3 separate regions of the Homo sapiens genome follow, and regions 1 and 3 are each linked to region 2. The links are chromatin contacts, found by Hi-C or POLR2A ChIA-PET in ENCODE. All regions are on one chromosome and are shown on one strand. Each heading gives the region's core, a stretch centred on a gene start or an enhancer-like site at or near the end of the contact. The rest is flanking DNA. Distances are from core to core; before and after follow the strand shown.

The links. Hi-C counts contacts between places; a loop is a spot of excess contacts on that map. ChIA-PET counts read pairs that join two places held with the same protein, here RNA polymerase II (POLR2A). Pooled maps may share reads with other maps.
Region 1: a pooled map shows a loop between it and region 2 (5-fold over the local background). The contact joins the promoter of DDX23 here to the promoter of RAPGEF3 in region 2. A Hi-C loop is called at or near these places in 1 of 50 pooled maps. POLR2A ChIA-PET finds 5 or more read pairs at or near these places in 3 of 52 experiments (MCF 10A, activated T-cell and endothelial cell of umbilical vein).
Region 3: a pooled map shows a loop between it and region 2 (5-fold over the local background). The contact joins the enhancer-like site here to the promoter of RAPGEF3 in region 2. A Hi-C loop is called at or near these places in 1 of 37 single-sample maps with no recorded cell type and 6 of 50 pooled maps. POLR2A ChIA-PET finds 5 or more read pairs at or near these places in 1 of 52 experiments (OCI-LY7).

Annotation. Positions count from the first base shown.
Region 1 is chr12:48,849,644-48,853,883 of GRCh38, forward strand. It overlaps DDX23 (DEAD-box helicase 23), which reads right to left and starts at 2,520. Exons shown (of 17, transcript NM_004818.3): 1 at 2,441-2,520. It overlaps LOC105369755 (a long non-coding RNA gene), which reads left to right and starts at 2,078. Exons shown (of 2, transcript XR_944925.3): 1 at 2,078-2,171; 2 at 2,407-2,906. RefSeq lists enhancers at 2,376-2,565, 3,445-3,654.
Region 2 is chr12:47,757,057-47,761,385 of GRCh38, forward strand. It overlaps RAPGEF3 (Rap guanine nucleotide exchange factor 3), which reads right to left and starts at 1,824. Exons shown (of 28, transcript NM_001098531.4): 1 at 1,495-1,824; 2 at 810-1,022. The coding sequence starts at 1,500. It also overlaps a transcript of SLC48A1 not described here. RefSeq lists enhancers at 1,035-1,703, 1,704-2,372 and a silencer at 1,644-1,993.
Region 3 is chr12:46,212,868-46,216,983 of GRCh38, forward strand. All of the region lies in intron 5 of SLC38A1 (solute carrier family 38 member 1), which reads right to left. Among named protein-coding and RNA genes, the nearest start is that of SLC38A1, 54 kb to the right of the region's middle. RefSeq lists enhancers at 2,523-2,582, 3,144-3,473, 3,644-3,703. Within about 2 kb of position 2,369, at least 13 of the 41 ENCODE cell types and tissues checked have a DNase peak (open chromatin) inside an H3K27ac peak, as active enhancers do; they include OCI-LY7, where a contact is called at or near this core.

The sequences.
Region 1 (4,240 bases), core at 1,270-3,769, 1.1 Mb after region 2:
AAGACTCCCTCTGTCTCGAGAGAAAAAAAAAAAAAAATCAGCCAGGTGTGGTGGTTCACACTTGTAATCCTAGCACTTTGGGAGGCTAGGGTGGGTGGAATGCCTGAGCTCAAAAGTGCTCAAGAGCTCATAGGCAGAGGCCTGGGAGGAAAATATCGTCCAGGAACACGGCTTGTGCCCCCAGGAGCCAATACTACCTATGGGGCCCATGCCCCTTCGCTCCTGCCTGGGGAGGATCACCTGAGCCCAGGCTGAGGTGGAAAGACTTCTTGACCCTGGGAAGCACTAATGCAGGAGGAATACTGATTCAGGATGAGTTCAGTGAGCTGGGCAGGAGTCAGATAATGAAAATGTGTTACAGGTCAGAGTAGAGTTAACTTGGATTTTAACTGCAATGGGGATCTTAGAAGAGCTTTAAACAGGAAGCAATCTAATACTTTGGTGACTTGCAAGAAAATATATAGCAGAGAGACAGAGTGAAAACACAACCACTGAGAGTGCTATTATGGTACTCTAGGCAAGAGATGGCAGTGGCTTGTTCTAGGAACGTGGCGATGGAGATGGAAAGAAGTAGGCAGCGTCAGAGTATATTTTGGAGGCAAAGCTAACAGGACTTACTAAGGAAGAAGCAGAAAGAGCAGACACAAAGATAGCTCCTAAATTTATAGTTTCAGCAACCTAATAGTTTGTGGTGCCATAGCAAACAAACTGGAGAAGACTAGGGAACGAACAGATTTAAGAGGAAATCAAACGTTTCATTTTGGCCAGGTTGAGTGTGAGAATATCTGTGGAGATTCCCAGAAGGCAAAGAGAAATGCAAATCTGAACTTAGGGGAGAGGGTCTGTAGACAAAAACTTGAGTCACCAATACACAGATAGCTTTTAAAGCCATGGGACACTAAATGATATTACCTAAGTAGGCAGCATAGTGAAAGAAAAAAAATAGAGAAGAAGCTCCAGAATTGAGCTCTGGAACACTTTAACAGGAGTTAGCCACGGGATGAACCAGAGAAAAAGACTGAAAAGAACTAGCAGCCAGTGAGAAAAGACAAAGAAAAGCATGGCAACGAAGAAGCCAAAAACATGTTTCAAGGAGGGAGGGGTCAACTGTGTCAAGTACCACCGAAGTGGAGAGGGAATAAGGGACAGGGAAGTAACCACTGAATTTGGAAAAATGGAGATTATTGGTGACCTTGACAAGAGCTGTTTCAGTTGCATTGCGGGAATGGAAGCCTGAGTGGAATGAGTTTGGAAGAGAATGAAAAATGAGAAGAAGACAGTAAATACAGGCAACTTTTATTACAGGTTCTATTATCACAAGGGCCAAATAACCAGGCTGACTCTGGCCATGCTTCCCAGCAGCCTTCCTCTCAAACCTCCAGATCTTCAGGTCCTCAGTTCTTGCAGGGCAGGGGCACATTCTTTTTTTTCACTCAATGACGTATTTAACAAGCATCTACTGTACGCAAGGCACAGTGCTAGGTGCTATGTGAGTTACAAAAATAAATTCTGTTCACAGGAAGTGTTTAGAACAACAGGGTTATGAGGTCGGACGCGGTGGCTCACGCATGTAATCCTAACACTTTAAGAGGCCGAGACAGGTGGATTGCCTGAGCTCAGGAGTTCGAGACCAGCCTGGGGAACACGGTGAAACCCCGTCTCTACTAAAAATACAAAAAATTAGCCGGGCGTGGCGGCGTGCGCCTGTAATCACAGCTACTCGGGAGGCTGAGACAGGAGAATCGCTTGAACCCGGGAGGCGGAGGTTGCAGAGAACCAAGATCGTGCCATTGCACTCCAGCCTAGGCGACAGAGCGAGACTCCGTCTCAAAAAAAAAAAGAAAAGAAAAGAAAAAAAAGAACAATAGGGGGTATGAGACACATACCAAGAAGAGTATCAAGGCTCAGATGTAGTAATACAGGTGTTCAAAGGCGTTTCCTTTCACTTGTAAAAGGTGATGTGGAAGGCTTGGAAGAGGAAGTGACGCTTGAGCTTTTAAGTATAAGTAGAATTTTAAGATATGTAATTAAGGACGCGGAAAAGAAGTCATTCCCGGCAAAAGAAATAATACGGCCGGCGCAGAGGCGGGAAAACATGGACTGACTGCGAGAGAAAAGCCAGAGTTCCAGTTTGGCTGCACCAAAGGCTACTTTAAGCATGAAAGAATAAGGTCAGACTGGGGGTATCAGAGGCGCTGTGCCCATAGGCAGAGTCCTGGGAGGAAAATATCGTGCAGGGACGTGGCCTGTGCCCGGAGGAGCCAACACTACCCCTGGGGCCCGCGCCCCTTCACTCCAGCCCGCCCGAGCTTCCCGGGTTCATGCCCCTTCTCTGAGGCGTTCTTTCCCGCCTCATCCAGGAGGCAGGGGCCACCGCCGTGCCCTGACTCTAGCCCTTTCTGTAAGCTCGTGGGAACCGCCTCCACCGCCCGGGACTCACCACCCTGAGTCTGAACCGCCCAACGCGGCCTCAACGTCGCGGAGCCGTCGCCATCTTTCCCGTTTCCTGGTCGCGGAGATGAACACCCCCCACCCCCCCGGCCGCGAGGCAAGCTGGGAAGGCGAGTTCCTGGAGCTGGGCGGCACAGGCCGACACTGAGGCCTGGAAACTACCAATCCCAGAATGCATGACTTGAGCGCCGGCCCCAGGCTGCGGGGTCTGCCGGGCAATGTGGTTTGCCAGACGTTAGCGTCCGGGAAGGAAGAGTTTTTCGCCAATAGGCTTTCGGCATTAGGTTCTCCCGCCGAGCACCCTTCTTGGAATCGGCTGGTCTTCCTAGAAACTACGGTCTATGACTGTCCTTGCCCGTGGCTTACAGTGGAGGAATTTAAGGGCTTCCTGAGATATCTGTAGTACGTAATTATAGCTAACAACCGCAGTAACAATAAATACCATTCGTGGAAAAGCGGTTTTTATAATAATTCTGTGAGAATGGGGCTAGCCCCATTTTACAGTTGGACAAACTAAAGATCAGGTTACCGGAGTAGGTTCACAAGGAGGGTGATGCAGTTCTCCATTGTGTGTGGAACTATCCCAGGCTTAGGAGGACGTTTTAGCAACCTTGGCCCCTGCAGCCGGGTGAATGCCATAACAACCCCCAGTTATTGTTACAGCTCCAAATGAGCCCACACAATGGGCTCTAAAGTCCTCCCGGAAGGATGGTATCTCCTGGGCTCTAGCACCTGTTTTCTCAACATTCCAGATGGAACCCTGGTTTCCTCAATTTCTTGCCCTTTGGAATGTGACCAATTGTTGAGCTATCTTGGTATTTTTGCTTCTTTCTTCCCCCAGATTCCCCTACTTCAGTCTTCCACTGAGTTTTGTTGTTGCTGTTGTTGTTGTTGTTGATGTTGTTGTTGTTGTTTTAACCTCAAATCGTAAGTTCACTTTGTGTTTCTCTTTGGTCTTATGGGTTCATAACTCTTTCCCTCAAAACAAAACAAAACATTGCAGTTGCGGAAACGGTTTAGATAACCAGAAGTATCTCGGACCTCCCTTCCCATTTTGCCAGCAGCAGGTTTGTTGCTTCAATTCCACATGGCTGTAGGTCTGCCTTTTCTCTCTGAATATGCCCAAGCTCTCAAGCAGAGCCTCAGGATAGACCCAAGTAATCCTAAAGCCCTGAGCATCACGTACAATGGCCCAAAGTAACCCTCGGAGACACACACTTCTCTTAGAACCTGCAGCCTTTCACCTCCCAGCTTCTACTCCAGAGAGAACGCAAGGGAAAGAAGAGAGCTCTGAGATCTGTTAGGTGTAATTCACCACAAAAGCACGAGAGGGCGCTCGACTCACAGATTCACAGATTAAACTAAGAATCAGACCAACCATGGTAGGCCAGAATCTTCAAAAACTGCAGCCACTTTTTATTGAGAATCTTCTAAGTGCTCAGCTCTGGGCTGGACACTTAACCTACCTTATTTGTTTTACTTAGTTCTCATAGCAGTATGAGATGAGTGCTATCTCCATTTTACTGGTAAGGAGATTGTGGCCCAGAAAGAGTAATTATGCCTTCAAAGGCCACATAGTTAAAAGAATGGGCCAGGTGAGGTGGCTCATGCTTGTATCTCAGCACTTTGGGAGGCCAAGACAGGAGGACTGCTTGAGCCCAGGAGGTCGAGGTCGCAGTGAGCCATGCTCGTGCCACTGCACTACAGCCTGGGTGACAGAGCAAAACCCTGACTGGAAAAAAAAAAAAAAGAAAGAAAGAAAAAAGAAAAGAAAAGAATGGAGCCAAAA
Region 2 (4,329 bases), core at 574-3,073:
GCCAAGGCAGGTGGATTGCTTGGGCCTAGGAGTTCAAGACCTACCTAGGCAACATAGCGAAACCTGGGTGGACACACGCAGTGGAGACATAACTGAATCTCAAGCTAAGCTACTCTATTTAGTCTGGATGGTTGGGGATAGCTTCTCTGCTGATTTGGATAGTACAGCCATTATCTTGCCTCCCAAATCCCACCATTCTTTCCCCTCCCTGCTCTCTCCTTCATTCTTTCAGGTCCAGAGATGTTTCTCACTAGCAAAGGGCACTTTGGTGATCTCAGATTCTCCAAATGTCTCAGAATCCTTCCCTGAGCCCCCCAAAGGCAGGTACCAAGCAGTGTCCACATGATCACCTCACCCTAAGACCAAAACGCAGAATTAGCACAGTTCAGTAACTCACTAAAGGAGAATGTTGCCACGGTGATGCACCCAGAACTGTAACCAAGCTTACCTCACTCCAACCCATTGACCCGGCCCCCATACCTCCCACCTCCACCTGGAAAGAACACACAAGTACCTAACTCAATGCCGGCTCACTGAGGTGACAGATAAACAACAAATCCCTTTCCCCTTCCCCCCATGCCCAAACAGAGACATTTGGGCAGAACACACACACAGACACACACACGTTGCAGCTGTGTGAGCCACCCACGCACACTGCAGACAAGCTTCCTGACCCAGTGTCCACGGCAGCTGTACCACTGTACACCCCCAGAGCAAGCTGGGCCACCAGCAGCATGCCAAGCCATGATCTAGGCCCCCCTCTAGCTCTGGTACTGGCCCTGGCACCTGGGCAGGTGAAAGGTACTCACCCAGCGCAGCCCCTGGATGCAGCTCGGACGCTGGTGCTCCAGCAGCAGCTGGTAGGAGCAGCTTCGGGGCCGGTGCATCCTTCTCAACACCATGTTGAGTAGTGTCCCCTCCGGCACCACGTCAGGGAGGGCTCCCACCCGCGGTGCTCCCAGAGCTGGGCTATCCTCCACAGCCAGGCCCACCTGCCAGCAGCTCTCACCTGGCCAGCCCACCTGTGACACGGGGAGGAAAGTGGACAGCCATGGGACACGACTGGGGCGGCTGGGCCACAGTACAACTGCCCCAGGCAGAACTACTTCCTTAGAGTCCTCTGGACTGGTCAGGCGGAGGTGCTGCAACCCTGCCAGGAGCTGGGGGGAGGAACAGGAAGACCTTCACTGGGGCCTGCCGGTCTGGCGCACTTAGGGGTCTCCAGCTGGCTCTTGGAAAAGATCAGGCCCTTCTTAGTCCTCTTTGGAATTCTGTCCCATCTCACTGCCCATGCCCCTGCAGGGATCTCCACTACCTCCCAGTATGAAGCTATAGATTCACTAGGTCTCCCAGAAATGCAGCTTCGGCTTAAACCCTTCTCCTCTCCTCCTCAGCCCTGACTAACCCTCCCTCTCCCACCCAAACTCCCCACCGTGTCAGCTTCCTCTCCCGCCCTCTCCTGCTCCTCCTCAACCCTGACCCCACCTTACCCACCTTCATGTTTCTTTTCAAGCTCGCACAGCCGTGCAGGCTCTAGCAAAAGGCTGGGGGGTCCCCAGCGACCCCCATCAGCTTTGATAAGGGGATCCGGAGGGTGCCAGTGGGTAAGTCCAGGTACAGTGAACTGGGCCAGTGCCTAGCTGGACTGGCTGCCAGGGCAGCAGGATGCAGGGCTCGGTGGAGAGGCTCCTCTTGGGTGAGTAGAGGGGTGGGGGCGTGGTGGGGGGACGCCACCCAGCCACCGGCGACAGGGAGCCCCGAGCCTGCGCCTTCGTCTCAGACGAAGGAGCCAGCTGGCACCGGGCGCTGAAGCAAGGCTGCGCTGGCACCGGTCCGGGCGGGAGCTGTCACACCCCCTGCGCTGCCCGCCCCCTTCCCCTCCCCAGGACTGGCGGAGGGGGCGGGGTGGAGGCGCCCTGCCTTACGGTAGAGGAATGCGTAGGGGAAGGGGGCCGGCACTGGCAGGCTTTGGAGTCCGCACCCGGGGGTACCAGAGTGGACATCCGCCTGAGCCCAGAGTATCCCCAGGGGGCAGGAGCGGCCCCGAAGTGTGTGGAGGAGGCCGCAACGGCCGGGGTGTCAGGGATCCGGCGGTGAGTGGCTGCACTGGCCGCCACGTGGCCGGGAGGAGAAATGCAAACAAGGAAACCGGGGAGAGCGGGGAGGGGGTGAGTCACTGCGGCCTCACCCGGGAGGGAAATCCGGGCTGGGGCCGCTTCCCGGCTGGGGGTGTCTGCCTCCTGTTTCGGTTCAGGGTCTCCAGCCGCCCGGGGGAGGGAATAGGCGGCTTTCCCGCGGGGAATCCCGCTGCCTTGCCTCCCACAGTTCCGTTCCCAGACCCACGCCCCACTGCCCCCTGCCCCAGCACACACACACCGGGAGCAGTTGAGGAAACTGAGGCTGGAGAGGAAGGACTGCTCTCCAGAACGGGTAGGGGCCCTAAGAGGAGATTGGGGTTGTGGCAGAGCTTCCAGGGGAGCAGAAGGTGTTCGAGTACCACGCCCCCTACCGCGCGCTCCCTGGTGGCCGGGTAGGTTGAGGCGGAGACCGGGCATTCCAGCGCCCTGCTAGGCAGGCTTGCTACCGAGGCTCCACGCCTCCCTGGGCCTCAGTTTCCACCACTGTGCAAATGGCCCAGCGCGGGCCTCTTCGCCCCACTCCTGAGAGGGTGGAGAGACAGTGGCCGGGGACAGCGACCCGTAATTCAGGACGATAATGAGGGTTTGGAAGGAGGTGAACGCCCCACCCCCAGCTTTTTAGGACTTTTTGCCCCTTCTCTTCCCTTTTCCCTTTGCTGTTGAGCCAGCCCAGACTGGGAAGAAGTATCTCTAAAAAGCCTATACCCCAATTTTGGGATGCCAAGCCCGCATCCTCCACCATGATTATTTTCTTGAAAGTGAGGAGAAGACTGGGAAGAGGTAGCTCTAAGAAGCCTATACTCCCAATTTTGGGATGCCAAGCCCCCATCCTCCACCAATTATTATTTTCTTGAAAGTGGGGAGAGAAATTTTAATTGTGATTAAAATCCCATTTTTAATGTATACATGTATAAAAAATGTTTCCCAGAAGCTTACTAAAATGCAGGCTCCGTCCCCAGCAATTCATATTCAATCCTATTGGCATGAAATGGAAAATCTGTATTTGGAACAAACACCCCAGGTCATCTGCTGTGTCCACACATTAAGAAACGCTGGTGGAGTTTTAAATGCCTCTCCGGGGAAGGAGGAAAGCCTGAGAATGAATCTGACCTCAGACCCAAATCCATTCAACGGAGTTCTGGTAATTTGGAAGAAGGAAGAGCAACCTGGAAACTGACAGGAAAGGATGACAAGTTGGGAGTCACAGGTATGCATGGGGAAGAGTTAGGGGGATGGAGTCATGAGTTTCGGGTTGCTGGGGCCAGTGCCCTGGCCTAGAAGTTCTTGCAGGAAGGCTTCCTGAGACTGGCAGTTGGGTCACAAAGGGGTCCCCTATTTCCTATTCTTGCTGCCCTTACTCTGGGCAGGTGGAAGATGCTGGGGAGTGAGGCAGGACACTTGTATACATTTCAGCAGAGCTACAAAATCTAATCATGTGCGGGCACTCTTTCAAGTGCTTTCCATGTGTTTAATCCCTGCCACGATCCTGTGAGGTATGTACTTCTGTTATCCTCACGTCACAGATGGGGAAACTGAGGCTCAGGGATATTAAGGAAATTGCCAAAGTCACACAGCTAGTAAATGGTGGAGCTGGGGCATGAATCCAGGTTGTCTGTCTCCACGTACTCACCATGGTATACTGCGTATACTCTGTATGTATTCTATTCTTCTAATGTAGACTAGACTGCCTAGGAGAGTCTACTCAAAAAAGGAAAATTGAGGCCGGGTGCGATGGCTCACGCCTGTAATCCCAACACCTTGGGAGGCTGAGGTGGGGGTGAATCATGAGGTCAGGAGTTCAAGACTAGCCTGACCAACATGGTGAAACCCTGTCTCTACTAAAAATACAAAAATTAGCCAGGCGTGGTGGCGTGCGCCTGGAATCCCAGCTACTCAGGAGGCTGAGGCAGGAGAATTCTTTCAACCCGGGAGGCGAAGGTTGCAGTGAGTCAAGATCATGCCACTGAACTCCAGCCTGGGCGACAGAGCGAAACTCCATCTCAAAAAAAAAAAAAAAAGGCAGGGGGGAAATCGAATATGTTTGTGTTGAGGTGTGGGGGAGCCTCAGGGAGCCAAGGATCACTCAAATCGGTGAAAATGAAACTGTCCCAACCCACTCCCCCACCTATGTTCCCCTTCAACACTACTCTTGCCTTTCTTTTTTCCATTTCTTTTTCATTCCCCCTCTCTG
Region 3 (4,116 bases), core at 1,119-3,618, 1.5 Mb before region 2:
GCTCAGCTGAAATCACTGTCGCTACTTCTATCCTTGGGTCCTCATTTTACCTTCTGGACCTATTTGTATCTACTTGAAATCTAACACCTCTCCTACCTAACAGTCCTGAGGGTGCTCATTTTAAGATTGTGCTCTTTAACTCAAACATCTTTAATTCTTTGAACTGTTCATCTTGTGATGAAGTGTTTGGGCTGTTTACATCTCAGTCATGGTCCAGTTCCTCAACCATCCTTTTTAAAGGCTGTGTGCTGAGATGAACACAATGCTATAACATCAGATTTGGTCCAAACAGCGCAAAGCATGATAGGATTTTTAATTTCTCTGAGTCAGACATCTTTCTTCTTTCAAGGTAATCTATTTTGGAATTCATTTTTACGGCAACCACACACTTTTCATTCTTTTTGAGCTTCTGGTGTGAATGCTACTAGGCTGTCTTCCTGATTCTATCTTGTGTACTTTTTTTGTCTGTTTCTGAAGCTAAGTGCCAGTCCTATATTTATTTACATTACATTTTATCTTTCAAGTCTCATGATCTCTTCTTAAATTGTTGATCCTTTTTACTTATATATCAACCACTGCATCTAACTTCATATCTTAAGTGTACCTTCATCCAAGTCACTGGCATCAACCTTGAATAGAACAAGACCATCTGGAAATGGCCCATTGTCCAGCCAACTGCTTGAAGCCTGGAAGTCGACCTTATCTCTCACCCATTCCCTCATCCTTTATATCTAGTTCATTGGCAAGTGCCCTATCATTTCTATCTCCAAAATTTATCCCAAATCCATAGGCATTTTGTTCCCATCTCCACTCTAGTGTGAGCCATCGTCCTTAATTTCTGGATAACTGTGATCATCTTGTCTCCTCACATCCGTCTTCCACCCAGCAGCCAGAGTAATCTTTTTATTTTATTGCTTTATTATGTGTCTCCATCACTAGACTGTAAGACAGACAACGACAGTTTAATTCAACTATTTACCTATTTACCTTCAACATCAAACACACACATAACAGAGTCTTCGCTGAGAATCAGTGAATTTAGAAACATTAGAACCTCATTGGCAAGTTATGTGAGACTATGCCAAATATCTTAACTAAAATCAAGACTCCCTCTATGAAGATAGTCCCATGATCTACTTAGCTCACTGTATCTCAAAAGATGATATTAGTTTAGTGACTATTTAGAAAAACTTTGTTGGTTTCTACAGAGTAATCTTTTCTGCAGTCATTGCACATAAACAAGCTGTTTAATAATTTTCTCTACACTATTCCTTGGCATCTACTTTTTGCCATTTTTGAAAGTTGGGATTAAATTAGCCTATTTCTAATCCTCTGGGGATACTCTTGCTTTCCATGATTTTTAAACAGATTCCTGAGAGTATCTTAGACAAAGTGGCATGAGCAAAAAAAGAAAAAATGAAAAAGATTTGTCACAGTGGTCCTAGATATATTTACTCTTTTTGCTGCAAGAAAATTTTGACTCATCTTTTAAACAACGAACATCTAAACATCGATTTGAAAAACGTTATTTGTCAATGTTTTGAATCATATTAACAGAATTGTAATTATTTGGTCTTCCATAATTTACCCAAAGATTATATGAATAATGTTATTATTTTCATATTTAAAAGTACCATATGCTAATAAAGTGGAAAGCTGTGACAACAAATAAAACCAAAACATTTAATGTGATTGAAATGTTCTATACCATGATTGTGGTGGTGATTTCACAACTGTATTTGGGTAAATTTAACAAACCTCACCCTTTAAATTGGAGAATTTTATTGTATATAAAGTATACCCCAAAACAAACAAACAAAAAAACAACCAACAAACAAAAACCAACCTCAGGACACTTTAAGGGAGATAAGACTATATTTTAAAAGCCTAGCTACACAGCAACAAATCATATGACATCCTCCCAACACAGCATCAGAACCTTTGGTAGGGGTGGAGGTAAAGCAGCCGTCACTGCATCAGATCCAGAAATAGCTCAGATGGGGGTGTTTGGGGCTGCCTTGCAGCTGAGTGCTTTCAACTTCTCCAGGACCCATTCCTCCCAAAAAAAGAGAGAACCGTTGCCAGCCCTCCCTAGCATGACTCTCCCTTGCAAAGTTGAAAGCAGCTATTCTCAAACTTTAACGTGTGTGCAAATTAGGATCTTGTTAAAATGGATGGGTCGGGACCTGAGATTCAGCATTTCTAACAAGTTGCCAGATGCTGCTGCTGCTACTGGTCCACTGACCTCCCTGGAAGCAGCAAAACTGAAAGCCCTAAGCTCTGGCCTTGTGGTGTATACATTCCAGTTCTTTCTGTTTCTCACCACACTGTGCTGTGCATCACCCGCCACACTGTCTGTGGTGAGGTGCTGTGCCAACACTGCAGCTCAGTTACCTGTAAACACAGACCCCACGGCTACCCAAGTAAGGTGACAGTGACGAAAAGCACTTACAACTGAATCATTCTCATTGCTGTGGGATGCTGACTAGCTTCCAGTGTGAAAAGTAAGATCTCATCTGCTTCCTTTGGTTGACTTCCTCAAGCATTACTTTTTTTTTTCTTGAGACAGAGTCTTGCTCTGTCACCCAGGCTGGAGTGCAGTGGCACAATCTTGGCTCACTGCAACCTCTGCCTCCCAGGTTCAAGTGATTCTCCTGCCTCTCCTGAGTAGCTGGGATTACAGGTGCATGCCACCACACCCAGCTAATTTTTGTATTTTTTAGTAGAGACGGGTTTCACCATATTGGCCAGGCTGATCTCAAACTCCTGACCTCAGGTGATCTGCCCACCTCAAGCATTATTTACTTCAGCAGGACATATATTTAAATTCTATTTTCAACCTCCCCTCCCCCATGTTTCACTCCTTCCAAAAGGGATCTGAGGCTTACTAAACTATGTAATTCTTCCTCTTCTAGATCCAGTTAGAAGTATAAAACTTTTACTATCCTCAATTAAACAAGCAGGCTAGTACATATAAAAACTCCTTGAGCTGGGGTAAAAGTGGTCTTTATTACTAGTCCTCCTTTGATCTATCACTGTCTCCTAATAACCCACAGCCCTCACTCCAAAACTTACAGACATACTGCTTGTTGAGGCAGAGTATTTACAAGAAAAATTTAAAATCCAGGACAAGGAACTTAGACAAACCATAGGAAATGCATCGGTTCTGGGCTAGCCTATCTTTCTCCACTCCTTTCTGCTATTGCTGGCCTCTCCCTCACCCTCTTCTACCTCTTACTTCTAGTCTACCTTTCTCAAGGGTCTCAACCCTCCTGCATCTTCACCTTGCACTTTCCCATTCATCTTTCATCTCCACCAACTCTCCCTGCTTCTCCATCCCCACCCCCAATTATTCTAGGGGAAATACCTGTATAAAGATTTGAAAACATTGTTGAAGAGACTAGAACACTAGCTGAAAATGATGGAGGGGCTGGACTGTGGGGAGGACCCAACTGAGAATGCAGACCAAGAACTTAGTGTCGCCGTGTCTGTGTGGTTGGAAAGCACAGCTTCAGGGGTTTTCCAGGCAAGTGTGACAGCCAGCCAGTGGAAACAGGAAGTAGGGCATGAGTAGAAGGTTTAAGTGAGGGACCAGAGGCTCTCAGTGAGGCTCGAGGACAGGAATAGTGGTTTCTGGCCTAGGGAAGCAATGCCAATGGAAGACTTAAGTGGTGAGGAAAGAGACACAGAAGAAGAATCCTGGCCAGGCGCGGTGGCTCACACCTGTAATCCCAGCACTTTGGGAGGCAGAGGTGGGCAGATTGCCTGAGCTCAGGAGTTCGCGACCAGCCTGGATAACATGGTGAAACCCCGTATCTACGTTATCTACTAAAATACAAAAAATGACCTGGGCATAGCGGCGTATGCCTGTGGTCCCAGCTACTCGGGAGGCTGAGGCAGGAGAATTGCTTGAACCCGGGAGGCGGAGGTTGCAGTGAGCTGAGATCATGTCACTGCACTGCAGCCTGGGTGACAGAGTGAGATGCCGTTTCAAAAAAAAAAAATCCTTTGTTTAATGAGAGCTCAGATGGAAAGAGGCAGGCCCAAAAGCAAAGAGACAGGGACAAGGTGTTCTGAGTCCCTAAATTCATATGAAAATGTTAAATATTTTGAAAA